Linked DNA regions of Homo sapiens: region 2 is linked to region 1. A link is a loop called in an ENCODE intact Hi-C map of the cell type or tissue named here. Cell type or tissue: heart right ventricle. All regions are shown on one strand. Each heading gives the region's core, and the rest is flanking DNA. Links, peaks and the distances in the headings are about the cores only. Region 1 has its middle 49 kb from the start of CDKN3. Region 2 has its middle 140 kb from the start of DDHD1-DT.

Evidence for each region. Peaks named below come from ENCODE experiments on the same cell type or tissue, not always from the same donor. Only the 100,000 strongest peaks of a DNase experiment are listed, where the experiment ranks them.
Region 2: it touches region 1 in a loop (13-fold over the local background); 65 of 110 quality-filtered maps call a loop at or near these places.

Annotation. Positions count from the first base shown.
Region 1 is chr14:54,342,769-54,352,706 of GRCh38, reverse strand. No RefSeq gene overlaps it. Among named protein-coding and RNA genes, the nearest start is that of CDKN3, 49 kb to the left of the region's middle. In heart right ventricle, for the core only: a CTCF peak has its summit at 4,520 (motif pointing right); a DNase peak (open chromatin) is centred at 3,316; H3K4me3 peaks cover 934 bases; H3K27ac peaks cover 2,891 bases.
Region 2 is chr14:53,291,705-53,301,642 of GRCh38, reverse strand. No RefSeq gene overlaps it. Among named protein-coding and RNA genes, the nearest start is that of DDHD1-DT, 140 kb to the right of the region's middle. In heart right ventricle, for the core only: a CTCF peak has its summit at 5,462 (motif pointing left); no DNase peak of the experiment used is centred there.

The DNA.
Region 1 (9,938 bases), core at 677-8,676:
TGGCACGCACCTGTAGTCCCAGCTACTTGGGAGGCTGAGGCAGGAGAATCAATTGAACCTGGGAGGTGGAGGTTGCAGTGAGCCGAGATCATGCCACTGCACTCCAGCCTGGCAACAAAGCGAGACTCAGTCTCTTAAAAAAAAAAAAAAAAAAAAAAAAAATTGTTGACTGCACGTTAAGCATCAGCCAATTGAGATGATAAGACTGGTTATTTTAGGAAGGCTTTATAGGGTCTTTGCATCTGGGGAGTAACCTGGGATCTTTTATTAATTTTTTTTTATTATACTTTAAGTTTTAGGGTACATGTGCACAATGTACAGGTTAGTTACATATGTATACATTGACATGCTGGTGCGCTGCACCCACTAACTCGTGATCTAGCATTAGATGTATCTCCCAATGCTATCCCTCCCCTCTCCCCCCACCCCACAACAGTCCCCGGAGTGTGATGTTCCCCCTCCTGTGTCCATGTGTACAGTAACCAAAACAGCATGGTACTGGTACCAAAACAGAGATATAGATCAACGGGACAGAACAGAGCCCTCAGAAATAATGCCGCGTGTCTACAACTGTCTGATCTTTGACAAAGCTGAGAAAAACAAGCAATGGGGAAAGGATTCCCTATTTAATAAATGGTGCTAGGAAAGCTGGCTAGCCATATGTAGAAAGCTGAAACTGTATCCCTTCCTTACACCTTATACAAAAATCAATTCAAGATGGATTAAAGACTTAAACGTTAGACCTAAAATCATAAAAACCCTAGAAGAAAACCTAGGCATTACCATTCAGGACATAGGCACAGGCAAGGACTTCATGTCTAAAACACCAAAAGCAATGGCAACAAAAGCCAAAATTGACAAATGGGATCTAATTGAACTAAAGAGCTTCTGCACAGCAAAAGAAACTACCATCAGAGTGAACAGGCAACCCACAAAATGGGAGAAAATTTTTGCAACCTACTCATCTGACAAAGGGCTAATATCCAGAATCTACAATGAACTCAAACAAATTTACAAGAAAAAAACAAACCCCATCAAAAAGTGGGCAAAGGACATGAACAGACACTTCTCAAAAGAAGACAGTTATGCAGCCAAAAAACACATGAAAAAATGCTCATCATCACTGGCCATCAGAGAAATGCAAATCAAAACCACAATGAGATACCATCTCACACCAGTTAGAATGGCAATCATTAAAAAGTCAGGAAACAACAGGTGCTGGAGAGGATGTGGAGAAGTAGGAACACTTTTATTTTTTTTTTTTGAGACAGAGTACAGTGACATGATCACAGCTCACTGCAGCCTTGACCTGCCCGGCTGAAGTGATCCTCCCACTTCAGCCTCCTGAGTAGCTAGGACCACAGGTGAGAGCTACCATTGCTGGCTAATTTTGTTTAGTTTTTGTAGAGACAAGGTCTCACTAGGTTGCCCAGGCTGGTTTTGAACTGCTGGGCTCAAGTGATCCTGTCTCAGCCTCCCAAAGTGCTGGGATTACAAGCATGAGCCACCGTGCCTGGCTTTCACCTGGGATCTTACCTTCAACCTTGTACCTTGATGGGCTTGACTCAGTGTAACTCTTCCTATAATCTGACACTCTCTCTTTCCTTTCCATATATATTACATGCAAAAATACTTTTCTGTTCAGCCAACCTTTTCAGTGGTTCAAAAGATGTATTGGTCGGCCGGGCACAGTGGCTCACGCCTGTAATCCTAGCACTTTGGGAGGCCAAGGTGGGTGGATCACGGGGTCAGGAGATCAAGACCATCCTGGCTAACACGGTGAAACGGTGTCTCTACTGAAAATACAAAAATTTAGCTGGGCGTGGTGGCAGGCACCTGTAGTCCCAGCTACACGGGAGGCTGAGGCAGGAGAATGGCGTGAACCCGGGAGGCGGAGCTTGCAGTGAGCCAAAATTGTGCCACTGCACTCCAGCCTGGACGACAGAGCGAGACCCTGTCTCCAAAAAAAAAAAAAAAAAAAAAAGATGTATTGGTCAATTTGTTAATAGCATATCATTATAAATGTGTTATTGCTAGAAATTAGCAGCCAAAATATAACACGATAGAGTGTTCCTTGTAGCTTCCTTGCTCATCTTACATTGCCCATTGTAACATTTTTAGGATTGTTAACCATATCATTTCTTCATGTTTCACAGTACTGCACTTATAATTAGTGTCTATCAGTGTCTGTTATCATACTGTCCTCTTGGCTTTCAACCAGTTAATTATTTGTTGGATTGCTTTTCAGAGTACTGGCTGCCTTCCCTATGACGTGCTGCCTCCCTTCCCGCTGATCATCTTACTCTTCTGTTCTTTGCTATTTTCAGACACTATTTTGCACTCATTATGCACAAGTTCAAACTTTAGTCATGTGAAGAGAGCTGAGTGCCTTGTCTAATTTTTCAGCACCAAACCAAATAAACAAAAAACGCATAAAGTCCATTTAAAAATATCCACACTGCATCAGGGAACAGAGAAGCTTTTTCTCTCTCATGTGAAATCTTCTCCAGGAAACCACCAGGACTGAGGCCCCCATGGCGCACACATGCTTGCTTTAGGTGCTTACGTTAAGATGGTATTTCATTAGTTTTGGATGGTCCCTTCCACAGAGCTCAGATGCTATGCTTCTTTCTATTTTAAAAGGGGGGACGAAAAGATTGGCTTTTCATCCAAAATACTCATGTTCTTCTAGCATATTAAAATTCATTTGTGACTAAGTCATTATAGTGAAGTACTTGGAAACCTTTCTATTCTAGAGAGTTCTGGGCACAAACACATTTACAGTGTGCACTAATGCCAGGCTCATGTCCTCACGTCCTCCAAGGGACAGGGATGAGCTGGGTCATAAACCAAACAGTGGGACTCTGGCAATCCCTTTTAGCTCAGGCAGATGCAAAATTGAAGACCCAAAAGAAGCCTTCCAAAGGTCACAGCAGGTTGCTCTCAGGAAAAGAGAATCAGTAATTTATTTTTAAGCAATCTCTTAGCCTCTGTGACAGTTATGTTTCCTTGTAAGCTGCTTTGGAGCCACTCACCACTCTGAAATTGCAGAGTAGGCTACGAACAATCCGGCTTCGTAAGAACATGCAAGTGAGGACCCACGAGGAGATATTCTTGTGCTTTTTAAAGTGCTTCTCTCACTTTGCTTCCTAAACTGCCTTAATTGAGGCAAGGGAGCCAACATGAGTGAGTTCCTTCCCGCGGCTTGCTCTGCCGTGGAGTTCAAGGATGCCTGAGCCCTCAAAACACGGCGCGGTGCAGTTGGGCTGATGGGAAGTCCTGAACAGCTTGCTGAATTATTACTTCATTCTCGGCTGAAGCAGCAGGAGGCGAGATGATGAGTGAAGGAAAAAACCCATGGACTCCAGCGTGGGCTGAAGGAACCAAAACAAACACTGAGAAGACAGGCCAATACTGAAATCTGTTTCAAGGATGGAGCGCGCAGGAATGTTTCACCATATTTTGTCTAAGGAACAGATTTCATTTTTTAATGGCTGTATTAATCAGTGGAAGCAGAACGGCAGGAAGGAATCCGTTTTCCCCTCTCCCCAACGCCTCCCGTGGCTCGCCCGGACATTCCCCCCATTCTTTGTACTGAAGGTGGCCTGGAAGTTTTAGAGGCGTGAGACAGGTTCTGAACTCGCATGCCCTTTCTTTCTCCTTCCCGAATAAATTTTGCGTAAGAATATTTGGGACAAGGAATCCACCATGGCGGGGTGCAATAAAAGCGTTTCACAAATTATGATTTCCCATTCTCTAGGCAGTTCAGCTCTGCCTAACAGCTCTAATTTCCTAGACAAATAGTCCTCCCTGTCCTCTCCAGCTGCTCACAGGCGCCTCTCTCTGGGTATTCTTTTTAAAATCCCTCTCCTGGGGAATTTTTAAAAAAGCTTCTCGCACTTTTTCATGCGATTTTCATGGTTCCATCCATCTCCCCACTTTTTTGGTCAAAGCCTTCCTCCCAAATATCAATTGCTTTTTCAACCCGTCCATACTACTGCTCAGCTGTTGGTTGAGCTTCTCCTAGCCTCCTGCTGCTGTCACTGGGCCAATGGAAGCCAGTCCCTTGCCTCTTTGTTCTATTATTTTATGGCAAGATAATAAACTTCTACATTTTTGAAGTACTTTTCACCGACTTGATATCAAGTATTTTGATAATCACAAAGTGATCAAACACATGTTCTCTTTTTCCAGTTACATAATGAGATCAAATATTGATTAGCAGTGAGTAGATAGATGTATATTGTACACACACACATACACCCGACCATCCTCCTTTTGGCCTATGGAGACTGTTACTCCAAAGAGCCGACACATTTGTGTTGACATTTCAGTCATCCAAGAAAGCTGCCAATGTCACTTCCTTTGAATATTTTCCTTCAGTTTTCAGGAAAGAGTTGGTGGGACTAGCTTATCATGGATGGCATGAGCTGAGGGGATGGTAATTTTTCACAAAAGTAGACATTGTTCGAGGCTAATAGTAAGCTGTAATCTAGACTCATAACTGTAGAGGGCGCTCTTGACTTAATAATGACAGCATTGCCATTGTCACTCCAGGAAGCTGGGAGGTGACAGAGTATCCTTTTATTACCAAGTATTTTATGGGGAAAGAGAGAAGGTGCCTTTTGGAATAGACAAGAAATCCATATTGTTTCATATTACCTTTTATAACATGTCTTCTTAAGAATAAGCTCATCATCTAATTCGTAGCCCCTGGTTACAGTTTTGTTGAAAGTGCAGAAGCTTCCAACTAATGAGAATGAATCTCATCAATGTCTCATACCTTGTGTTGGTCCTGCCACTTGGTAATGGGTGCTTTGCGTGCTGGGAGCTGGGAGCGATCTTCCAAAAATGGCAAGTGGGGTGGGCACTCCTTTGCGGAAAAGCCTTCTGTGGGTTTCAATTTCATTTAGCATGAACTCCCCACTTCTTACTGTGCCCTACCAAGGCCTTCTAGGATATAGCTTCTTCCTACACTTCAAGCTCTCTTTCTCTCTTCCTTCCCAGGGGCCGAATCTGGGACAGCACATGGACCTTGCCAAGCGGGGCACACTCTGTGGCATCTGCATTTGCTCTTCCATCTGCACAGTGAGCTCTTCCGTGCATCTTCCAAAGGCTGGCTCCTTCCCATTTCTCAGTCCTCTGGTCATAGAAACCCCTTGGAGGGAACTTTTTTGACTACCTCATCTAAAATAGGCCCGGCCCCAGCCAGCTTTTCTTTTTTAATTAAAAATTTAATTGTGATATAATTCACATAAGATTTCACAAAACACCACATTCACCATTTAAAAGTGTACGATTCAATGGTTTTCGGTATATTCACAATATTATACGGCCATCACCACTATCTAACTTCAGAACATTTCCATTGTCCCCAAAAGAAACCTCATACCATGAAGAAGTCACGGCCCACCTCGCATTCCTCCCAGCCTCTGGCATCCACTCATCTACCGTCTTGTCTGTATGGAATTGCCTGTGCTGGGTATGACACACCCACTTCTTTTTAAATGTTAAAGCACCCTGTTTGTTTCCTTCCTGGCATGGATGTATTTGCTCATTTACTTGTTTACCATTTATTCTCACAATCTATGAATAAGTCGCAGAGTTTCTTCACAATTCAGTCTGCCCAGCCTTAAAGTGAGCCCAGCCTTTCACCATAGGATCCAATCTATGTGGTGGTGCAACCACTTCTGGGGCTACTGTGGAAGAGACTCGTCTGTGGTAGCATGCCCTCCAAGAGTTCTTGAGGGCTCTATATCTTTTGAAGGATTTTCTGCTTTTCACTTGCAACCCACAGAGTCATAACTGATTTAATCACCTTCTTCAGAGTACTGCGTGCATTTGTAGAAGACTCTTTAAGGCCTGGGCTTCTTGCTGCAGCAATAAATACCAGTAACCTTTACAGAGCATGGGCCGTATGTCAGGCACAGGGATATGTGCTTCACTTGTATTTTTTCCACTTGGTTTTATTACAGTCCTGTGAAATAGGTATAATTATTGCATCCCATTTTAAAGATGAGAGAATTGAGGTTAAGGGAATTGGCACATTTTACTCAGCTAGTTTGTGGCAGAGTGGAGACTGGAGTCCCAGCAGTTAGACCTCCAGGGCTCATGCTCTTAACTATTCTGCTCTTTCTTCAGCCTCTCAGACTTCAGTCAAGTGTTAGCACGAAGTGACGGTGTGATGTTTGCATGCGGCATATGAATATTATTGCTCCTGGTAAGATTGTTTACGATGACATCATAGACAAAGAAATGTTTCCTTGAGTTCCTAGTATAGCAGCTGAGCAACAGTTTTTGTTATATGGGATTCTTTTCTGCCCTTTAGTTTGGGAAGTGACCAGCAAGGTGTCCTGGGAATGCCAGGGGGCTGTATAAGTCTTTGCGCATGGATGAAAGGAAGAGGCATGAGATGGAAGCTCATGCTTCCAGAGCAGATGGCCCTTGGAAGAACTTGGTTTCCTGCAGGAGGGTTGACTCCCAGGAGAACTACATCTCAACAGCTTAGCCATGTGTATTAGTCAGAGTTCTCTGGAGAAATATAACTAATACATGATATGTTTTATATATATATGTGTATATATATGTATATATATATATGTGTATATATATGTATATATATGTGTATATATGTATATATGTGTATATATGTATATGTGTGTGTATATATGTATATATGTGTATATATGTATATATATTCATATATATGTATATATATGTGTGTATATATATGTGTATATATATTTAAAGAGATTGATTTTTGAAGAATTGGCTTATGTGATTACAGAAGCTGGAAGTCCCAAATTTACAGGGTGGACCAGTAGGCTAGATAACCTGGGAAGAGCCAGTGCTGTGGTTCAAGTCTGAAGGCTGTCTGCTGCAGGATTTATACTTGCTCAGGAAAGGTCAGTCTTTTGTTCCATTTAGGCCTTCAGCTGATTGAATGAGGCCCACCCATATTATGGAGGGCATTCTGCTTTACTCAAAGTCCACTCATTTAATGTAAATCTCATCCAAAACCACTTTCACAGAAACATCCAGAATAATGTTTGACCACATATCTGGGCTCTGTGGCCCAGCCAAGTTGATATAACCATCAAGGTGAGGTACTCAGTGCTCAGGTCCAGTTCACCTAGGATCTAGGCTGGAAGGCAAGGAGGGCAGTGTTGTTGGGAGGGCATTCTACCTCCTACAAGGTGAGGGGAGTCTGGATCTCATCTACTGTAAGGGATGACCAGTCGGCTCTCCAAGGGTGGTTCTGGTGGAGAAAGATGTGTCTCAGCCATCTTGAGTTTGCCCGGAGACCAAGCACTTGTCAGAGACCCACCTTTGGGTTGGTGGGTAGAAGAGCAGATGGTCTTTGCACTTTCTCACTGGGTGGATCTCAGGGAGTAAGTGATTATTCACCCACAGAAGGCCCACTTGGTGCTAGCTTGAGCCGTCTCTGGATTGTATTCATCCATTCAACAAATACCTGCTGACTGTTTATTACATGCCAGGGCTCTTCTAAGTAGTGGGGATACAGCAGTGAACAGACAAAAATCTCTGTCCTCAAGAAATTTACATTCTGGGAGTGAGAAGAGACAGACATCTAAAGAAAATAAAGAAGTAAAGTAGTATGTTGTAGACCAGATAGTGATAAGTGCCATGAGGAAAAATAAAGGTGAGAGAGGAAATGGGGAATGCCGTGGTCAGTGGGGTGGGGGTTAAGGGGGGTAGGGGTTAGGGGTGCTGGTGGCTTGTACTGTGATGTAGGGTGGTCAGGGAAGGCCTCCCTGTATAAAAGGTGCCTTTTGAGTGAAGAGCAAGTCATGAGGATAACAGGAGGAAGGGAACTCCGGGCAGACGGCACAGCAAGTGCAAAGCCTCTGAGGAAGGACTGTGGCTGCTGTGTCTGAGGACCCCAGAGGCCAGACGGCCTGGGACAGAGTGGGGAGGAGGAGCATGGGGGGAAGTGCAGTGAGAGAAGACCAGGACCAATAGGAGGCCAGAGGGAGTGGGGCCCCAGCACCACTGTGAGGCCTGGCTTCTAATCTGAGAGATCCGGAAGCCAGTGGAGGGGTTTGTGTGGAGGAGTGACACGGTCTGGCTGCTCTGCTGGGACAGACGGTGGGGTGTGTGTGGGAGGGTGGAGGGGAGAGCCGGGCAGAATCAGGGAGACTCTTCCTGGAATCCAGGGGAGAGATGGTGGTACCAGGGACCAGCGTGTTGGGGAGAAGTGGCTGGGTTCTATATCTGCCTGGAAGTTCAGGCTGAAAGGATCTGCGGCCTAGAGTGAGGACTGTGAAGTGTGTGTGTGTGTGTGTGTGTGTGTGTGTGTGTGTGTGTGTGTGTTGTTGAACAGGGGAGGTTTAAAATGTACCTTCCCATCCAGCCCTCTCCTGCACAACCTCACATCAAGGTTGGAAGGGGATGGTCTTTAGACTTTAGGATTTCTGCCCTCAACACGAGTGTCTGAGAACTGCCTTTGGGGGCTGTTGTAGGAGGTGAAACCAATTTGATCATAATGGGAGAGAAAACCCCTCCATGGCCCAGGGTGGATTTACCTGATCACCCATCTTTCCCGGTCCTTGGTGCCGTGTGGACATCTGCGACCCAGTGGCCACTCAAAGGAAATGACCTCATGAGCGTGCCTTTCAAGCCACACAGGATGGATTGGAGTGCGACATTTGGCCGGTCGCTCTGGTTTACACCAAATGCAACAACTTGTGGCCTGCAGATCCTCAGTATAAATAGCTGGAAAAGCCTGACCTTGACAAGCTCATTTCTCATTCCTTTCTTGTTACAGGTAATAGAGCTGAAAATGTGGTTTTAATTATAGCACTAATGAAAACTGAAAATCCAGACAGACACTTGATGAACTCTGCTGCGCTTTATATTACATTTGTGCTAACTACAAAGTGCCCAGCTGGGTGTAACATGATCCCCTTTCCTCGAGCATCCGCCTGACTGAAGCTGTATAATTGATGTGTACTTTGGCAGGAGGTCAGCTTAAAGGGTTTTTTTTTTTTTTCTTTAAGATTTTTTTTTAAACATCTTTAACGGTACTTTGGGGAAAGGGGTACGTTTATTACCTGGGCTGGGAGAACATTTCTCTGGGTTGCCTGACATGCCCCACCCCCATTCCAAACTTCTTCTAGAGCATTCCGTACAGCACCTTCAGGAGAAGCTCCAGGGCCAGAAATGAGCTGAGAGACTGACTTTAACTTGGAGCCCTGTAACTTTGTTGTCGGCCGGTGACTTTACCACGCAGCCCTCCTCTCTCTATTCCTACCTGTCAGAAGGACGTGTTCAGAGTCTCTGTAAGGGACAGTTTCGGTAGCTGTGACATGGAGGCTGTGACCCATTGGCCTTGCATGCTGGCCTTCGTGTGCTGCACTGCCTCTCTCCCCAGGCCATGGGGCTCCTTACACGTAGAGGTGCTGAATAAAATACAGGATGCCCAGTTATATTTGAATTTCAGATAAACAGCAAATGCTTTCAAATTATTTTTGTTTATCTGGAATTCAAATGTAACTGGTCATCCTGTAGTTTCATTTTTGAATCTGGCAACCCAGCTCATAGAGTTTCTGTGGCTGGACAGGGTCTCGGAAGGGACTTAGGAAGAATTCCTGCCCTGACTTAGAGACAATGTAAGGTTAACTCTGCTTTAGCTAACCACAGACCTTCATCCACATCCCATCAGACTACCACATCGCGCTCTCACCCTGCTCCTTAGGCCACACCCTGCATTCACTCCTGTGGTTCTAGATGATTGGAATTCATGGCACAGCCAACCTCAAAAACAATGAAAGGTTCTGTAAAGGCCCACTGGTGATCATGGTGTCTTTACTGGCTGGGTGGGTGGCCAAGTTACATAATCTCTTTCTTGTTTAGTTTGTAATCTTTTTGTTTTTATTTACATTTTTGAATGGGTAATCTATTCATATTACTTACAG
Region 2 (9,938 bases), core at 1,039-9,038, 1.1 Mb after region 1:
TAACGAAATGACGGCAGAAATAAAGATGTTCTTTGAAACCAACGAGAACAAAGACACAACATACCAGAATCTCTGGGACACATTCAAAGCAGTGTGTACAGGGAAATTCATAGCATTAAATGCCCACAAGAGAAAGCAGGAAAGATCCAAAATTGACACCCTAACATCACAATTAAAAGAACTAGAAAAGCAAGAACAAACACATTCAAAAGCTAGCAGAAGGCAAGAAATAAGTAAAATCAGAGCAGAACTGAAGGAAATAGAGACACAAAAAACCCTTCAAAAAATTAATGAATCCAGGAGCTGGTTTTTTGAAAGGATCAACAATATCAATAGACTGCTAGAAAGACTAATAAAGAAGAAAAGAGAGAAGAATCAAATAGACACAACAAAAAATGATAAAGGAGATATCACCACCGATCCCACAGAAATACAAACTACCATCAGAGAATACTACAAACACCTCTATGCAAATAAACTAGAAAATCTAGAAGAAATGGATAAATTCCTCGACACATACACTCTCCCACGACTAAACCAGGAAGAAGTTGAATCTCTGAATAGACCAATAACAGGTTCTGAAATTGTGGCAATAATCAATAGCTTACCAACCAAAAAAAGTCCAGGACCAGATGGATTCACAGGCGAATTCTACCAGAGGTACAAGGAGGAACTGGTACCATTCCTTCTGAAACTATTCCAATCAATGGAAAAAGAGGGAATCCCCCCTAACTCATTTTATGAGGCCAGCATCATCCTGATATCAAAGCCAGGCAGAGACACAACCAAAAAAGAGAATTTTAGACCAATATCCTTGATGAACATTGATGCAAAAATCCTCAATAAAATACTGACAAAACGAATCCAGCAGCACATCAAAAAGCTTATCCACCATGATCAAGTGGGCTTCATCCCTGGGATGCAAGGCTGGTTCAATATACGCAAATCAATAAATGTAATCCAGCATATAAACAGAACCAAAGACAAAAACCACATGATTATCTCAATAGATGCAGAAAAGGCCTTTGACAAAATTCAACAACACTTCATGCTAAAAACTCTCAAGAAATTAGGTATTGATGGGATGTATCTCAAAATAATAAGAGCTACCTATGACAAACCCACAGCCAATATCATACTGAATGGGCAAAAACTGGAAGCATTCCCTTTGAAAACTGGCACAAGACAGGGATGCCCTCTCTCACCACTCCTATTCAACATAGTGTTGGAAGTTCTGGCCAGGGCAATCAGGCAGGAGAAGGAAATAAAGGGTATTCAATTAGGAAAAGAGGAAGTCAAATTGTCCCTGTTTGCAGATGACATGATTGTATATCTAGAAAACCCCATCATCTCAGCCCAAAATCTCCTTAAGCTGATAAGCAACTTCAGCAAACTCTCAGGATACAAAATCAATGTGCAAAAATCACAAGCATTCTTATACACCAATAACAGACAAACAGAGAGTCAAATCATGAGTGAACTCCCATTCACAATTGCTTCAAAGAGAATAAAATACCTAGGAATCCAACTTACAAGGGACGTGAAGGACCTCTTCAAGGAGAACTACAAACCACTGCTCAATGAAATAAAAGAGGATACAAACAAATGGAAGAACAGTCCATGCTCATGGGTAGGAAGAATCAATATCATGAAAATGGCCATACTGCCCAAGGTAATTTATAGATTCAATGCCATCCCCATCAAGCTACCAATGACTTTCTTCACAGAATTGAAAAAACTACTTTAAAGTTCATATGGAACCAAAAAAGAGCCCGCATCGCCAAGTCAATCCTAAGCCAAAAGAACAAAGCTGGAGGCATCCACGCTACCTGACTTCAAACTATACTACAAGGCTACAGTAACCAAAACAGCGTGGTACTGGTACCAAAACAGAGATATAGATCAATGGAACAGAACAGAGCCCTCAGAAATAATGCCGCTTATCTACAACTATCTGATCTTTGACAAACCTGAGAAAAACAAGCAATGGGGAAAGGATTCCCTATTTAATAAATGGTGCTGGGAAAACTGGCTAGCCATATGTAGAAAGCTGAAACTGGATCCATTCCTTACACCTTATACAAAAATCAATTCAAGATGGATTAAAGACCTAAAACCATAAAAACCCTAGAAGAAAACCTAGGCAATACCATTCAGGACATAGGCATGGGCAAGGACTTCATGTCTAAAACACCAAAAGCAATGGCAACAAAAGCCAAAATTGACAAATGGGATCTAATTAAACTAAAGAGCTTCTGCACAGCAAAAGAAACTACCATCAGAGTGAACAGGCAACCTACAAAATGGGAGAAAATTTTTGCAACCTACTCATCTGACAAAGGGCTAATATCCAGAATCTATAATGAACTCAAACAAACTTACAAGAAAAAACAAACAACCCCATCAAAAAGTGGGTGAAGAACATGAACAGACACTTCTCAAAAGAAGACATTTATGCTGCCAAAAAACACATGAAAAAATGCTCACCATCACTGGCCATCAGAGAAATGCAAATCAAAACCACAATGAGATACCATCTCATACCAGTTAGAATGGCAATCATTAAAAAGTCAGGAAACAACAGGTGCTGGAGAGGATGTGGAGAAATAGGAACACTTGTACACTGTTGGTGGGACTGTAAACTAGTTCAACCATTGTAGAAGTCAGTGTGGGGATTCCTCAGGGATCTAGAACTAGAAATACCATTTGACCCAGCCATCCCATTACTGGGTATATACCCAAAGGACTATAAATCATGCTGCTATAAAGACACATGCACACATATGTTTACTGCGGCACTATTCACAATAGCAAAGACTTGGAACCAACCCAAATGTCCAACAATGATAGATTGGATTAAGAAAATGTGGCACATATACACCATGGAATACTATGCAGCCATAAAAAATGATGAGTTCACGTCCTTTGTAGGGACATGGATGAAATTGGAAATCATCATTCTCAGTAAACTATCGCAAGGACAAAAAATCAAACACTGCATGTTCTCACTCATAGGTGGAAACTGAACAATGAGAACACATGGACACAGGAAGGGTAACATCACACTCTGGGGACTGTTGTGGGGTGGGGGGAGGGGGGAGGGATAGCATTAGGAGATATACCTAATGTAAATGATGAGTTGATGGGTGCAGCACACCAGCATGGCACATGTATGCATATGTAACTAACCTGCACATTTTGCACATGTACCCTAAAACTTAAAGTATAATAATAATAATAAAATAAAATAAAATAAACTTTAAAAAAATCATTCTGCTGATGAGATATTCTGGAAATGTCTTCAGAGCTTTGCCCTATGACTACAAAAGAAATCCAGCCCACCCACCTGAGGTTCAAGGCTTTCTTTTCAGCCAGGTCATCATTAAAGATGGGAGACTATTTTTCAGGGCCTAAAAAAGTATTTGTACTGGCAGTACTCAACCAGTACTTCCTGCCAAATGAATAATCTATTTCTTCTCAAAAATCAAATGTGTCCCAGATCTGAAAAACATATAGTCCCCCTGTTAGCCATCACAGTACATTTTATTTATATCCAACTATATTATCTCTGTTAACAATAGGGTTCAGGGAACACTGAAATGATTTCAATTAACAAATGATTTTCAAACTTCATTTGAAAGCTTTGATATCATTTTTTCTTAATCCTCATATAAGCACTATCAACAAGAAGGAAAAAAGTGATGAGTTTGTTCAAATTCCTTTTATTATTTTTCCTGACCACCTTTTGGCAGGGAAGTTAATGAGCAGTCAAGTGATATAAAAGGACATAATAGTAGAGCAAAAGCAAAGTACACACTTGACCATGATATTCAAGACTGAGAACAACCTGCCCAATGCTGCCTTCCAGCTAGACTTGTCCTCTGAACAAGTTACACAACCTTGAACAAGTCACAAACTTTCTGGGCTTCCATCTCATCAACTCTCTGTTATAATACATCCACATTTGTTTTAATATTAAACATTTAATTTATCTGCCAGTTAAATTATTTAATATTCCTTCTTCATATTTTCCAGTTGAAACTGGCATTGGAGGGAGTGCTCCCCGTTTATACTGTGGGGACAACTCTTCCACCAGGGAGGTGAGTGCCCTAGTTTGAAAAGCCTGGGCCTGTATACTTTCTCATACTCCACATGTACTAATACGCTGTACATTCCCATCCATCTTCCTTGCTTTGGTTCGCTCCATTTTTTTTCATTCTACTTCCTTCACCATTTGAAAGTGCCCTCTGCTTCCACCAATTTTCTCACATTTTAGGCCCAGCTTATCTCTCACCTCCTCCATAAGGCCCACCCTGACCGTAACTTCTTCTTCAAATTCATGGCGCTCATTCTTTGTAGCATTCAGTTGGAATTTAACTATATCTTTCTTGTGATGCCTTTTACTGTTACTTAACTCTTGTGTTATTTCACTTGTTTTTACATGCACCTGATCTTCCAGCCATGTCATAAACTTGTTAGAGATCAGAAACCATATAAACTTCGTTTTACACGACCCACAGCACCTAGACCTGTGCCTTGCATATGAGAAGTACTCATTCACTTAATTATTTATCCATTCAGTGTGTATTTATTAAACTGTGCACCAATTCATAACTGTCGAGTGAATGAGGAGCAAAATAACTCATGTGATCTAAAAACTGAATAATTGGATCCTTAATAAATAAGAATTTATCCTTCTCATTTCATATTTACTCTGTTAAAATTGTAGGATGATTTCTCCATTGGCAAATTTAAACTGCAGATATTCTGAGCAGGTTTCAAATACAGGAATGGCTGTGCATGTCCTTGTAATTACAATTGACACAAAGTGCTACATGTTAAGTGCCTAGAAGAACAGATTTTGTACACTTTATAAACTACAGAAATTCCCAAGACTGACAGAGCGAAAATAATACTCCCTACACGTGCTCAATTGGTAAACTGCTTGTTAAATGATGACAAAATTGCTTTTATTTAATCAAACCGTCTTCACAAAACATAGGTCAGTTCCTTTGGGGACAATGAAGTAGATGCCCTTGCTTACTGTGCAGCCAGAATGAATGGCTACTTGCCACTTCTACCATAAACCTCAAATTTCAAGTATTTAACTAAATACCTTCAAATAATTAACTAATGAAAATCTGATTAAGCTGAAAGTTACCATCAAATTATTAAATCAGATGCTACTTTAATACAAATCAAAATGGATTACATTCATTAAATAAATTGTGTGCCTAAGGACGGATGTCCGAAAATAGTCCAAAAGGGGATTCCCGTATTCCCGGATTCCCGTAGTCTGACTACCTAAGACAACTCTATTTCAAAAATAAACACATTTACTTCATTGTATGGACTGCTGCCTTTTGCTGTTTTACCTACATGGAACCTGGCAAATTATTTCGCTGTAGAATGTAACGATGTGAGAGGTTCTGAGTGGTGAGTGTAATTACAGAACTTTGGTCAAGCGCCCTCTGGTGGTCAGATAAATATTTTTTTCTACCATAAAGTTTTGCTGAAAAGCTAGTCAAAGTTTATTATCGGTAATTACCAAAAATAAATCACTATATAAATAGTACATCATCAAACCTTAATTCTGTGGAATATTGAGCCACCTGAGTAAAAATCTGAATCACATCAATATAGGTCCAAATCTCAGCTGTAGCTTTTTTTTTATTGCCACTTTCTTTACCTTAGGCAGGTTAACTTAAACTCTGTGGGGCTCCAGTTTTCTCATTCATATCAAAAGTTGATTTAAGGAATAAGTGAAAGAAAGGCATAAAGGAAATAAAAATAATTCCCTGGATATAACAGGTATCAATAAATGATACCAACAATTCCTATCGTTATCCTTAATAGCAATATGCACTTGTCTGCATCGAATGCTTATTACATGCCAAAAGCATTATGTTCTTTACTGATGTTACCTCGATCCTCATAAGAACCATATCAAGTTGGCATTATTATCTACCAGTTTAAAAATTAAGAAGCTGACAATAAGAAAGTTAAATGATTGGTTGAGAGTCACAGGGTGAGTAACAGAGCCAGGATTCAAACTTGCCTGTGGAATGCCAAGGTCAAGGCCTTCCTCGCCATGATATACTGCTATTATCACAAATGATGACAACAACAGTGATGGGGATCACAATGAGAAAAAGTATTTCATAGGATTCCCCTAATAAAAATAACTTTTCCTTGGCACAAAGGTCCTTTGAGATTCCATGTGAACATTTCTCTGTTTTGTTTTTTCTTACCCCTGTGTACATACGGCATAATGAAAAGCTACCCATTCTCTGTTATATAAAGGATGCCAGCCCAGGCACGGCGGTTCACGCCTGTAATCTCAGCACTTTGGGAGGCAGAGGCAGATGGATCACCTCAGGTCAGGAGTTTGAGACCAGCCTGGTCAACATGGCGAAACGCCGTCTCTACTAAAAGTACAAAAAATTAGCCAGGCGTGGTGACAGGCACCTGTAATCCCAGCTACTTGGGAGGCTGAGTCAGGAGAATTGCTTGAACGCAGGAGGCAGAGGTTGCAGTGAGCCAAGATTGTACCACTGCATTCCAGCCTGGGCAACAGAGCAAGACTCTGTCTCAAAAAAAAAAAAAAAAAGGATGCCAACACTCTATTCCTTTGACAAGTGTTATTACCTCCAGATAGTCTCCTCCTGGTGGAATACCTGAGATGGCTCATATACTTTTCCATTAGAATTTCTCAGGAATATAATTCACTTAGGCATGCATTTGTTTTCAAGTCAATCTGTTACCAAGAGTAACTCAGAGGGCTCCATATTGTGCATTCTGTTTGCTTCCTTTAATTAAAATCACATACAAGTATAATAAAATAAAATAGTAAGACATTATATTTAATATTGTGTTACAAAAATATGTTCATTGTCATAGCTTTAAGAAAGTAGAAATCGGCCAGGCACGGGGGCTCATGCCTGTAATTCTAGCACTTTGGGAGGCCGAGGCTGGCAGATCACAAGGTCAGGAGATCGAGACCATCCTGGCTAACACAGTGAAACCCCATCTCTACTAAACATACAAAAAATTAGCCAGGCATGGTGACGGGCGCCTGTAGTCCCAGATATTCTGGAGGCTGAGGGGAGAGAATGGCGTGAACCCGGGAGGTGGAGCTTGCTATGAGCCGAGATCACACCACTGCGCTCTAGCCTGGGCAACAGAGCGAGACTCTGTCAAAAAAAAAAAAAGAAAGAAAGGAAAGAAAGAAAGGAAAGGAAGAAATAATCAAAAAGAAAGGATAAAAGTTCACCATAGTATTATTGCTCACAGGAATGTTATTAATAGTCATGCCATATGTCCTTCAGTCTTTTCTCTATGCAAATTCCTTTTTAAAATAAGATTATGCTAACAAACTGTTTTTAAGCTTAATTTTTATTTCATATCAGGTGATATGCACTTGTTGTGACATCTTTGGGTGTTGGTCTCCATCTTTACAGTCCAGAAAAGATTGTTATCCAGATGCCTTAAAGCCCCTCAAGCATTTCCAATTGGAAAATGAATAGTTCTGAAAGTAAAGGTGCAGACTGAAAACTTGTGCAGTCCAACCTCAACTTTGCTGTAAACAAATTTTTTCTTTGTCTTTAAACATCTTTATCCCATCAAATCTTTAATCATTCAATTAAAACATAACCGAACACCAATTATGCACAAAGTCCTGTGCCAGGCATTTAGGGGGCACCAATGCAAATCAGATACATCATTACAGTTATGTTTGAGGGAGCCAGGTGCTAAACTTCATAAAGGCATTCTGTCTGGGGTTGAGATTAAAATGTAAATATATTTCAGGACTACGGAGGTAAGGCTAGACAACCCTCCTTCACCGTATCTATTGCATTCTCCAGTTTTCGGGGAGGTTGAGAGGCTTCCTGGGGAGAAAGTTGAAAACTGCAAGTGGCGTTCGGAAATACATAAACTTGTGGGAACTCCGAAGTGGAGCAGGGAGATCCAACAGATTCAAACTGTAAAGTGTCCCATTTCAGGACCTCTGAAAAAAAATCATCCTAAAGAATCCAGACTCCTCCACGGGGTTAATACACAGAAGGGAGCACTGGTTTCAAGATGCAGAAATGGCTACTGTTGCTTGATCCTGGCCTAACCCAGCCTCATGGAGGAGTCCAGGTACCCCTAGGCGTGTGAAACTGCAGAGCTCTCATTAAACTACGCAAGGCCCAGCAATTTTACTTGGAGACCCCTCTAACAGATCATGGTACTGAAGAAAGAAAGAGTGTGTCCCTGTACTTTCGGGAAAGTTAGAACCATTACAGCTCTGAGCAAATTGACAGTGGCTGGGGTCATTGGTAAAGATCTGTACCCAAGAGAGCACCAATAACAGCAACTGTGGTGGCAGCATCTAGCTCAGGGTGCCAAAAACAAGGCCACAAAACAACTTTCGCAAATATAAGATATAGTCCTGGGAACTCAGGAAAATACAAGTGGGCAGAGAGCCTGCAGGCACGCAGGTATGAGGCTAAAAAGCCTGTTCAAGGGTTGCAAACTCAAACACCTGTGGACCAAACTTGTATCCTAAATAAGCAATATGGACTGGGTGGTGCCTGAAGTAAATTGGCAAGTGCTTCTCAGCTCTAGCTGACCAAGGCTATGCCAGCCCAGGAAAAACACTGGCCATATCAGCAACAGCATCAGGGTAGGAAGAATTTGGGGCCAGGCTGAAACGAGAGAGGTGTTTACTTAGAAGCAACGTAGCCAGGCTAGAATACCATAATCACCACCATAATAATGCAAAGCAGCAGCTGAGGAAATGGAGTGAAGCATCAATTGTCAACAAAGAGGCAAGAAACAGTAAATCAACACAGGCAGTTATGTGATGGGATGTTCACCAGTGTCTCTTTCATACCTCATTTTTGCCTTGTCACCATTGCCCATAGGAGCGTCAGGCCAGGAGACCTCCATGGACCCAGTGAGAAGTGGAACTAGAAAGATAAAATATCCAACTCTTGGGTTTTGAGTACAAAAGACAGAGCAAGTAGCCAATGGAGAAGTTAAGAGCAGGTGATCTGCACCTGAACAGCTGTGAGCAACAACCGAAGCCACAGTCACTGGCAGGCAGAACAGGTGAGCTTAGGCAATGTATGAGGCAACATGCGATATTAACCTTCACAGAGTGTAAAATGAGGGAACAAACAAACAGCCACACTCAAAATGTCTCATTGAGAAATCTGATATTGGGTCTGATGTCATTGCTTAATATCTTAAGTTTGGTATCTCTAAAAATATCAATATGTAATAAAATATTGGCTTCAGTCTCCATCAAGAATTTAGTGATACATGCTTTCCCTAATAAGGAAGAGTTGCCTATCAAGGTTCTGGGGCAAAGGGATGAGTGATGAGATCCAGGGTGCCTCAACAGAGGCCATGACCACAGCACCAAGAGAGTGGCTCGCTTGGGGTACTACATTAGGGTTCAAGGCCTGCTGGCTAAGCTGAAGAAGTGCAAGAGCAGAAAAGGGGTAGGTAGTACCATCCAATTGAAACTGAAGGAGGTTTGTCTAATTCGGCACATGCATATATAGCTAGTCACTTGTACATCATCCAAACTCTCCCAGAAATCAGTTCAGCAAGTCATGAACACCCGGCTCGTGCTCCCTTGTGAAGCCCTAATGGATTAGTGTGACGGTCAGCAGCATAGCAGGGTGGGCACAATTGGACAAAGATCATAAGCATGTCATGATACTTCCCTTTGTCCACATCTCTATGTTCTATTTTCCCTTCATTAAATTCTATTTTGTCCTCTGAGGTTTTAAAAATGCTAACAAATAATTGTTTTCTAGAGAAATAAAAAAAAACCTATGATTATTTCAATGATTAAAACGTACACTGAACATTATTGCAATTCAAGGAGTATAAATCTCAGATAGATGTGGGGTCATGCACCAGACCTAACCACATCAACCATT